Regions from separate parts of the Homo sapiens genome. Here regions 2 and 3 are each linked to region 1. Evidence: read pairs that join two places in POLR2A ChIA-PET (ENCODE). Cell type or tissue: HepG2. All regions are shown on one strand. Each heading gives the region's core, and the rest is flanking DNA. Links, peaks and the distances in the headings are about the cores only.

The links. Peaks named below come from ENCODE experiments on the same cell type or tissue, not always from the same donor. Only the 100,000 strongest peaks of a DNase experiment are listed, where the experiment ranks them.
Region 2: POLR2A ChIA-PET joins it to region 1 with 35 read pairs; 1 of 35 experiments calls an interaction of 5 or more read pairs at or near these places.
Region 3: POLR2A ChIA-PET joins it to region 1 with 5 read pairs; 2 of 35 experiments call an interaction of 5 or more read pairs at or near these places.

What each region holds. Positions count from the first base shown.
Region 1 is chr10:76,149,053-76,152,123 of GRCh38, forward strand. The region is part of intron 5 of LRMDA (leucine rich melanocyte differentiation associated); the gene reads left to right. Among named protein-coding and RNA genes, the nearest start is that of MIR606, 600 kb to the left of the region's middle. RefSeq lists an enhancer at 490-1,398. In HepG2, for the core only: no CTCF peak of the experiment used is centred there; DNase peaks (open chromatin) are centred at 1,319 and 2,079; H3K4me3 peaks cover 2,178 bases.
Region 2 is chr10:76,050,155-76,053,225 of GRCh38, forward strand. The region is part of intron 4 of LRMDA (leucine rich melanocyte differentiation associated); the gene reads left to right. Among named protein-coding and RNA genes, the nearest start is that of MIR606, 500 kb to the left of the region's middle. RefSeq lists an enhancer at 854-1,387. In HepG2, for the core only: a CTCF peak has its summit at 1,139; a DNase peak (open chromatin) is centred at 1,167.
Region 3 is chr10:76,283,294-76,286,364 of GRCh38, forward strand. All of the region lies in intron 5 of LRMDA (leucine rich melanocyte differentiation associated), which reads left to right. It overlaps LOC124902462 (a long non-coding RNA gene), which reads right to left. Exons shown (of 3, transcript XR_007062203.1): 3 at 1-3,071. Among named protein-coding and RNA genes, the nearest start is that of KCNMA1-AS1, 600 kb to the right of the region's middle. In HepG2, for the core only: no CTCF peak of the experiment used is centred there; no DNase peak of the experiment used is centred there.

The DNA of each region.
Region 1 (3,071 bases), core at 344-2,843:
GCACTTCTTATTGTCCAATTTATTATTTTTGAGGACAATTAAGTGGGTGTAAAGTGGTATCCCCTAGAATTTTGGTTTGAATGTTCATCTTCCCTTAGGTGATTTTTCCAGAACTGGAATTCTGTATCTCCTTTGCACTAACAAAGCAGTAGATTACTGTAAAGCTATAAAACACAAATTAAATAATATGATCATCTGTAATGCAGCAGTCAAGGAGTGATTAGGATGTGCTGTGAGGACGGAAGAGAAGTCATTCTTACAGTGCAGTAGAAAAAGCCTTGGTCTTGAATCAGGAGAGTCAGTGCCTGGTCCTAGCTCTGTAAGTGATTGGCTGAGTGACTCACATGAAAACCTCATTTTTCAGTGTTTCCATTTCCTCATCTGTTATTTAAGGGTGTTGATCACAGAGAGTATGCTCTGGTCTACATTTTTGTCATTTAGTAAATCATAATCATCACATTCTTTTGGGTGTTTCTTTAAAGCATTTGGCCTCCATTTTCTCAGGTGATATTTCCAATACCTAAGTAATGTAGGCAGAGAAAAGATGAAATAAAAGCCTACAAATTTTGGCAGGGGTCTCCGTAGTGTGACTGTGGGGAGACCAGGAAGCTCCTCAAGCCCATAAATATCTCTGTTCTGGCCTCCCTTAGAGCCTAAAACTCCACAATTACTGTTTCACTGCTATAGTTCTTGAATGCCTTTGGGTCTGTTGGAGTCTTCCATTAAAATGCAAATGTCCCTGGAGGGGGTGGGGAGAGCCTTTAAGCTCATTATCACCTAAATCTTCCACAGGGATTAATTGATCAGATCCTTCCCCATCAGACACCTGGTTGGAAACAGAGCCTGTGGGAATGGGCACCTGGTTGATGAGGGGAAGCCCTGGGAGGGAGAAGAAAGGTTATAAAGAGAGAGGTGGACCAACCAGGGCTCCCTAGGGTTTGGCCATTTGCTGCTTCCCACAGGCTCATCTCTAGCCAGAAGCTCAAAATCCAGCTGGTCAAACACACTGGGCTACTGCTGTCTCCTTGGGGGGAAGTTTCCTCTTAGAACTAACTAAAGGCTGCCAACCAGCGGCAAACCCTCCTGTGTCTGCAAATGGCTGCCAAAAGCCCCTCCGCGCTACACACTTCTGTGGCAGATGCCTCTGAGCAGCCTTCTTTATGAGTCAGTGCTAAAGCCTAGCCCAGGTTCTAATGTGGCCACTCTGAGGCGTGGACAGGCCTTGTCAAAGGCTGGGCATGCGTGTGGGTGCCTCATCTGCTTTGTTTGACATCCAAACAACTCTTTTAAAATGTGGCTCTAGCCCCACCTCACAAAGGGGGCCTGAAGGGTGTTGTGGAATGTGCTTGGACCTGCTCTGTTTTCTTTCGGTCACCCACACAAAAATGTGCCTTCCCCTCCCCTGCCAGGAAACTCCCTCAGCAATGCATGGTTTTGCCTCCGCTGACCCTGGCCCCTTAACATGTCAGAATGTTAATAAAACACTACGGCTGTCATAACGCAAGGTTAAATGAAGTCTTCACAACCTGTCCATTAAGCGGATGTTTGTGTGTGTGGCTTTCTGCAGCTTCTCTCTGGATACAGCCTGTCTCAGTTTGTGGGCAGTCGATCGAGCCTTGGGCCTTTGTCTTTGTTCACTGTTGTGTTTAAATCCCCCCCATTCATTAATCATCCCTTTGCCTATTTATACCGGTGGCAAGGATAGCGAACACACTTAACGTCTGCTTTTGTTTTGGTGGCACCCTTTGTGAGGACCAAGGCAGAGCTAATTATTAACTGCGAAAAGACGTTAAAACTTTTAGATAAGCGCCAAATGCTGCATCCACTGAGACGCAGTTTTGTTTAAACCTTCGAGAGCTTGCGGCCAAGCAACTGGGGTGGCTTTATTTAGCTTTGAGTCCAGGGGAGTGATGCCAGTGCTCAGATAATTAATAGAGGCTCTCCATTAAGACCCAGCCGGGCAGCAGAATCCAAGCGCCCTGTATGCACCTCTGAACACCCAGCTGGGTCATCCAGACCTGAGCAGGCACAGGCAGGGGTGGCAGCTTCAGACGTAGGGCTCAAGGGGGCTCCTCCAACCTATATGTTTACATTTCCTGTGTACATTTCCTGTGAAGATCTTCGTTGTCAGCTTTTGGTGACTTTTACACCCTCCAGTAGGATCCTGATTTTCCTTTGCTGTTGGACATTTTGTGGAGCCAACTATTTTAGGTACAGCTATATCAGCTTATTAAACAGTTATGCGGCTTGCTACTGTTCTTCTGAAAGAGGTCTCCCCGACCACGTTTTCTAAAGCAGTTGCCTAAGCCCACAGCCATCCCTCAGTTACCTCTATTCCATTACCCAGTTTTTTTTTCCCCTCCAAGGCATCTGTCGCTATTTGAAATAATCGTATTTGTTTGTATTTCTTGTCTGTTTGATACTAGAATGTAAACCTCTTGTATCCTTTGCACTTAGCTCTTGATCGTCGCCTGGCACATATCAGGGGCCAAACAGATATTTATTTTATGTGTGGGGGAGGAAAAAAATATATTTCCCTCTACCCATTCTAGGCTCATTGGCCAGGGCCCTGTAAATTAGATTGCCAAAAGATAGGTTAACAAGAGAAAAGTATTTTTTGTTGTTGTTGTAAATTTTATTTTTGAATTGCATTTTTTCCTGCTGATACATGAAAAAGCAATTTTTTGTTTTCATATTATACACAACATCCTAACTTAACTTTTGTTTATTTACTAGTTTGCATTTCTTAAGTAGACAGTCATATTATCTACAAGCAAAAGATTTGTTTCTTCCTTTCCAATCCTTATAGTTTTTATTGCTTTTTCTTATCTTATTACACTATATAGGACCTCCAGTGTAATGTAGGATAAAGTAGTAATGGAATTATATCCCAAAAGTTTTCTTAAAAATAAAGAAAGCCCACATTACTAGTTTACCCACATAATAAAATTTCTTAGAACCACATAATAAAATTTCTTAGAACATAAAATTCTTCGTTTTTAAGTATCCAATTCATTGGTTTTTAGCATATCCACAAGGTTGTGCAACTGTCACCACTATTCAATCAAAAA
Region 2 (3,071 bases), core at 157-2,656, 99 kb before region 1:
TTGATTTCAAAGAGGTCAGCCCAGTTTTTAGGTCACATTGTGGCCAACCACTGGACCAGAAATGGGAAGTGACTCGATTTATGTAGTTATTGGAAATGGCATCACAGAGCTTGAGTTTCTGTGGAGTCTTTCCTCCCCTCCTCCCAAATTCACCCTTTTCACTTCCTCACTTACCCCCTGTGCACCCAGTTGGATTTTCTTGGCACACATCCCCACCATAAAACAGGCTCATTAAATTTATATGTGAGCATGAACATACAACCAAGTTGTTGAGTAGCACCCTGGCCCCACTGGGGCAGGAGCAGAACTGTGCCTGGGGTTTCTCTTTGCCATTCATCATAGTTCATGGCTGAGAAATGTCCATGGCCCTGTTATTATAGGAGCTTAAACCTGTCTGTGATTTTCAGTGTGTACACACCATGCTGCTATTTTGGGATGAATGTGGAATGGAGGTGAATGTGATAATCAGCAGCCTCCAGGATTTGGGCAGGAAGAGAACAGCAGTGCAAGACTTGGCCGGAGAGACCACCATGCTACTGAGAAACCACTTTAGTGCCCCTTGTGGATTTCAACGCTAGCCAAAATAACAAATCAATATGGGAAAGTTGGGTGCCCAGAATGGTCTATTTCTTGTCTTCCCTTGCCATTGCTTTTTTTGTTTTTGCTACAGAAAGAACAATGGACTTGAAGGTTAACAGTAGACAAGTCTGGACTTCACCTTTCAAATAAGGGAGTTGGTCTCATGGTCTTTTAGCTCTTCCTCTGTCACTGAACCCTCTGTCGTTCATCCCCTCCTGCCACTCCAGTCTCTGGTTGGCCTTGCTTTACTCCCTCCTCCCTGTAGGGCCTTCTGTATTCCTTACAACTTTCAATTATTTAAAACGTGACACCCTTTCTTTGTTCCCCTGCATGGAGCAGCCCTGGGGCCTGCCCAGTGTCTGCAGCACTCAGCCAAAGGGAAGGAGGGAGGGACCCTCCGCCGTCTGGTCGCTCTGGGCTGCCACCATTTCCCAGACGAATAGGAGCTGTAAAACTTGTGGCTTACATAACCCAGTGAGCATTCTCCAGCTAATCTACAATCTGGGCTTTGAAGATCACAAGAAAGCAAAGGTCACGACCCAGAGATCAAAGTGACAGAAGCCCACAGAGTAATTGCCGGTTACTCTCTGTAGAGGGCCTTGGTCTGTCCTGTGGGTGTATTGTTTGCACAGAGACTTCAAACATGCTGCCGGTGAACTGTGAGGAAAATCAGCTGGCCTCTGCCAGTTGTCAGGCATTCATGAATGCTGTAGGTGAGCTCACCTCGGCTCATTAGAGTGAGATTGTTGTCATCTCTCTGAGCATCTGCAGTTATTCCACTCACACTGTTTGTTCATTACTCTGTGGTCTTTATTGACTTTCTCACAGTCGTCATTTACTTGGAGGTGTTGGGGGTGGTTATATAAGGAAATTGGAATAACAAGAAAGGACGACATGGACATTTTTATTGTAAGTCAACTTTGAGCCACGTAGAGTTCAAGCAAGGTAACATTTGAAAGAGGCTTAGACATCATTTGGCCCATCCCCTTCACAGCATAGATAGAAAAACTGAGGCTCAGAAAGGCAGCAGAGACTGAACCAAGATCACAGGGCAAGATACACTCAAGAGTCTGGCCTCTTTCACTATGCTATTAGTCCCCAAGCTTTTTGTTACAAAAACTTGCCCTCCTTTTATTTTTCTCCCCAACACTTTAAAAACTTTGATCTCTCAAATAGGCTGCACTGAAGCCATTGCTAAGTTTATTATTATTATGAAACATATACGTTCAGCAGTTGATCACGGCTTCTGTTCAGCATGAGGTAACCAGTGCTATTAAATGGAGTTAATGTAATCTAGTCAACAGTGAGGAAGCATGATGTTTTGTTGACGGACTCATCTATCCCATCAAGCTTTGTGAAAGATTGAGAATGGCTCACAGATCACCCACTGCTGCCTTCAGGGGTCTCAGGTAGCGCATCAGTAGCTTGTACCATGTCTCACTGCCTCCAAAGAATAGAAGCAAGAAGGCAGCAAGAAATAATGCAAAGAAGCATAGACTGCCGTAAACGGAAGAAAATTTTAAAAACGAAACAAAACTCTAATGACCCCATGCCCAGTTCCCTCAAGAATTGGAAACTTGGTACTTCTTGAATAGAGTGTCAGAGAAAAAAACATGTCAGCCAACCCCATTCGCAGACCGTGGAGGCCCATCTGAGCTTTTCTGTGGTTGTAAGGTGTTCCTGGGGAGCAGCCATTGCCCTGGGGGGAGCAGCCATTGCCCTGGGGATAACAGTTACAGGCAGGGGGAAAGAACATCCTCCTCTCTCTCTCAGGTCTGGATGAAAAATGCCTGAGTGTTGGGACTAGAGCAGAGAAAATTGATTTTGGAAAGAAAGAAAAAAAAGGTATTTCTCCTGTTCCTTTTCTCCTCCTAGCGGTTTTAGCTCTCTCCTTAGAGGAGTCCTTTAAGCAAATGGAACATTCTATGTGAGAAGAAAGAGGACCTGAAAAGCTCAATGTGCTGGTCTCTCAGATTTAGGAAATCTGTTTCCAGACAGAGACAAATGGGTCTTTAAGCACCTTCCCAGGATCCCTGCTCTCCTCTTGATAACCCCACCTTCTGTATCTCAGCCAAGAGCACCTCTGACTCTCACCCCCACCCCTCACCACCCCCAGCCTTGGGGGCTTTCCCCTAGCCACCTTGAGAAGGTCAGGAAAATTGGAGTTGCCCTCTGGAGCTAGGGACGTGAGACTTAGAACTTAGACCGATCTCTTTTCATTAAGCAGTGCCCTGGCTTAACAAGCAGTTTTATAAATCTGAAGCTGTCTCCGGGTGTCGCAGGATTTATAGACGGGGGTTTCTGCCATAAAGTGGTTTATGATGGCTGCCTTCTGTGTTATTAGTAGCTGTCTCTTCCTTCAACCATTGCTGTTTGATAATAGCCTTAAAACACCCAGAATTACTTACCTGCAAACCCTATTCCCGATAGCCCCTGTTGACAGTCTGAATAAGTTTAGTGCCCTTTTGTTGTACTTTACCTTCAAAACAAAC
Region 3 (3,071 bases), core at 157-2,656, 130 kb after region 1:
CATAAAAATAAGATTGGAAGCAGCAAGATCAGTGATAGCCTTACACGAGTGGTGCACCTGTTGTTGGAGGTCAGAAGGAAAGGGAGATAGAGTTCTTCCCACTGGGGAAGCATGAAGGAGCATGAATGAGACAAGTGCTTGAGGGACAGATCGGATTTCAAGTAAGGGGAAGAGGAAGTTCTGGAAATTTCAGTGATCTGTACTGAAGGAGGCCTCTAAAATACTCAGGTGTGAGTTCAAGTCCAGGCTGGGTGGCCAGTGATTGAATAATTATAATAATAACATAATAATAACATCGATTGAATGCTTACTATATACAACAAAGAGTGCTATATAGGTATTATCTCATTAATCCTCATAACAACCCCAGAAAGGGAGTATTATTGTGATCTCCATTTGGGGAACAGGAAATTGAGGTTCAGAGAGGTTAAGTAATTTGATCATGTTCATCCAGGTGTTTGGTTGAGCTGGTTCAACCAATACCCTGGTGTATTTCACCCCACAGCCTGTGTTCTTTGCCACTGTGTTTCACTGCTTTTCTTTTTCTTTTTAAATGGAGAGGAGGTCTCACTCTATTGCCCAGGCTGATCTTGAACTCCTTGGTTCAAGTGATCTGCCAGCCTCAGCCTCCCAAACAGTTGGGACTACAGGCATGCACCACCACCACACCTTTCTTGTTTTACTGCTGTTAGACAGAGAATATGAATGTAATTAGGGAGGCAATTCCACTGTTCTGCATCCTGGTCACATCTTCAAGAGCTCAGGTCATTTCTTTTTCCACGAAAGTACCTAAAGTTTGGGATGTTATTTTTGGTCTTTGTGATAGGCTGAATAACAATCATCCGAATATGTCCATGTCCTAATTCTTAGAAACTGGGATTACCTTATATGGCAAAAGGGACTTTGCAGGTGTGATTAAAAAATCATAAATTGTGGAGGTTATTCTGCATTATCCAGGTGGGCCTGAGGTAAGCACAACGGTTCCGAAGAGGACTCAGGGAAGTCAGAGTCAGGGGAGAAGGAGATGTGATGAAGCAAGCAGAGATTGGAGCAATGTGCTTTTGAAAATGGAGCCAGGGGTGCAAGACAGGGAACACAGGCAGCCACTAGGAGCTGGGAAAGGCAAGGAAACGTGTTCTCCCCTCACCTCAATTTTGCCTCTATAGGGCCTTTTTCAGACATCTGACCTCCAGAACTCTAAGACAATGAACTTGTGTTGTTTGAAGCTGCTAAGTTCATGTGAACTTGTTACAGCAGCACTGGGAAACTGATTCTGTCTTGCAAATTCCAACCAGCTTGACAGAGAGTTTAACCCTGATTTTGAAATCTTGGGTTTTTTTTGTATTATTTGTTTAAGATAGGGACTGATATGGTTTGACTGTGTCCCACCCAAATCTCATCTTGAATTGTGGCTCCCATAATCCCCAGGTGTTGTGGTAGGGACCCAGCGGGAGGTAATTGAATCTTGAGGGTGGATTTTTCCCATATTGTTCTCATGATAGTGAATAACTCTCATGAGATCTGCTGGTTTTATAAAGGGCAGTTCCCCTGCACATGCTTTCTTGCCTGCCACCATGTAAGACATGCCTTTGCTCCTCCTTCACCTTCCACCATGATTGTGAGGCCTCCCCATCCATGTGGAAATGTGAGTCCATCAAACCTCTTTTTCTTTATAAATTACCCAGTCTCAAGTATGTCTTTGTTAGCAGTATGAGAATAGATAATACAGGGATGCTTTTTGATTTCCATGTTTCCCCATTCTCCCCTCTTTTGTAGCCATAAGGGAAGTGATCATGTCTGTTTCATTCACTCATGAATCTCTGATGCCTAGTATGGTATATGGTATGCAGTAGGCACTCATTAAATATTTGTTAAATGAGTCAAGGAGATTACTTCATCCTATTTCCAGGATATAGTTGGCCAATCTGTCTGGAATTCAGTTTTTTCCACAACTCAACCAGCAAATGTCATAGCTTGCTCTTTATGAAGTCACAAAGGGAGTAGTCAGGCACTCTACTTACAGTTGTCTGCAAACTTGGATATCTCAGTGGAGGGAGGGGGCAGTAAGGCCTTAGGAAAGCCGAGGCTGGCTGAAGAATCTCTAATAAGTCAATGTGAGTGGCTAATTGTGCTAAATATTAAAAAAAAAAAAATAGATGTAACCCTTTATCCTGATAGCAGGAAGGTAGGAGGGTTTAATAAAAAGCATATTGTCTCTGAGACCCTCACATGTTTTCATGCCCGCATTGGCTTTTTGTCTTTTATGTGATAGGTAGGTAGGGAGTGTTTTCTACCTATGTATTATTCCAGGTTTTATGCCCCTGAGGGTCTTTTAGCTGGAGACTTATAGGCATAGTCCACTCCACTGAGTACAGATGTTAAAGTTGCCAATGAAGCTCTTTATGAGGGATGGAGACAGGCCAGTATCTTTGGCCTGGATTCTAGAGACCTGGTTTGAAAATCCTGGGAAAGCTGAGAGCTTCGTTTCTCCCTCTAGAGTACTAGTGTATTAGCCTCCCAATAAAAGTTAATTGAATTTAATTTTATGTTTTAAGTGTGATGCATTTTAAAGTTCTCCCCAGTGCTAGAGTCCCTCTTGAAAAGGCAGTAAATTCATATTATTAAACTACCAAATGTAATTCAGCTCAAATAAGCATATTCGGCAATCTTTATTCTGGATATGTGGGACTGACCTTGCGTTGAGGCTAAATCATTTCATCCCAGACAAAGTCTGTTTGGAGTTAATTGGGGAAGCAGTGTGGGTGTACAGCAGGTCACTCTGGGCTTTTTATTCTCTTTCTGGCCCTCATTCAAAGAGTCGCTGTAGCATACATTTTCTGATGCCAGTTCTTCCATTATTTTATAAATATCAATATTTGACACAGTATGGAAGGTGAAAAAGACAATGAAGATCTTCCCGCTGGAGATTCTTCATTAGATGCCCTACTTTACCATATTTTAAAATGGGCAGTTTGTCACCGATGCATTAAAGGGCTGTAAGGAGTGGAGAAAGCACATTGGGCTGGAAATCAGATGACCTGGATTCTAACCCCTGCCTGTCCATTAACCAA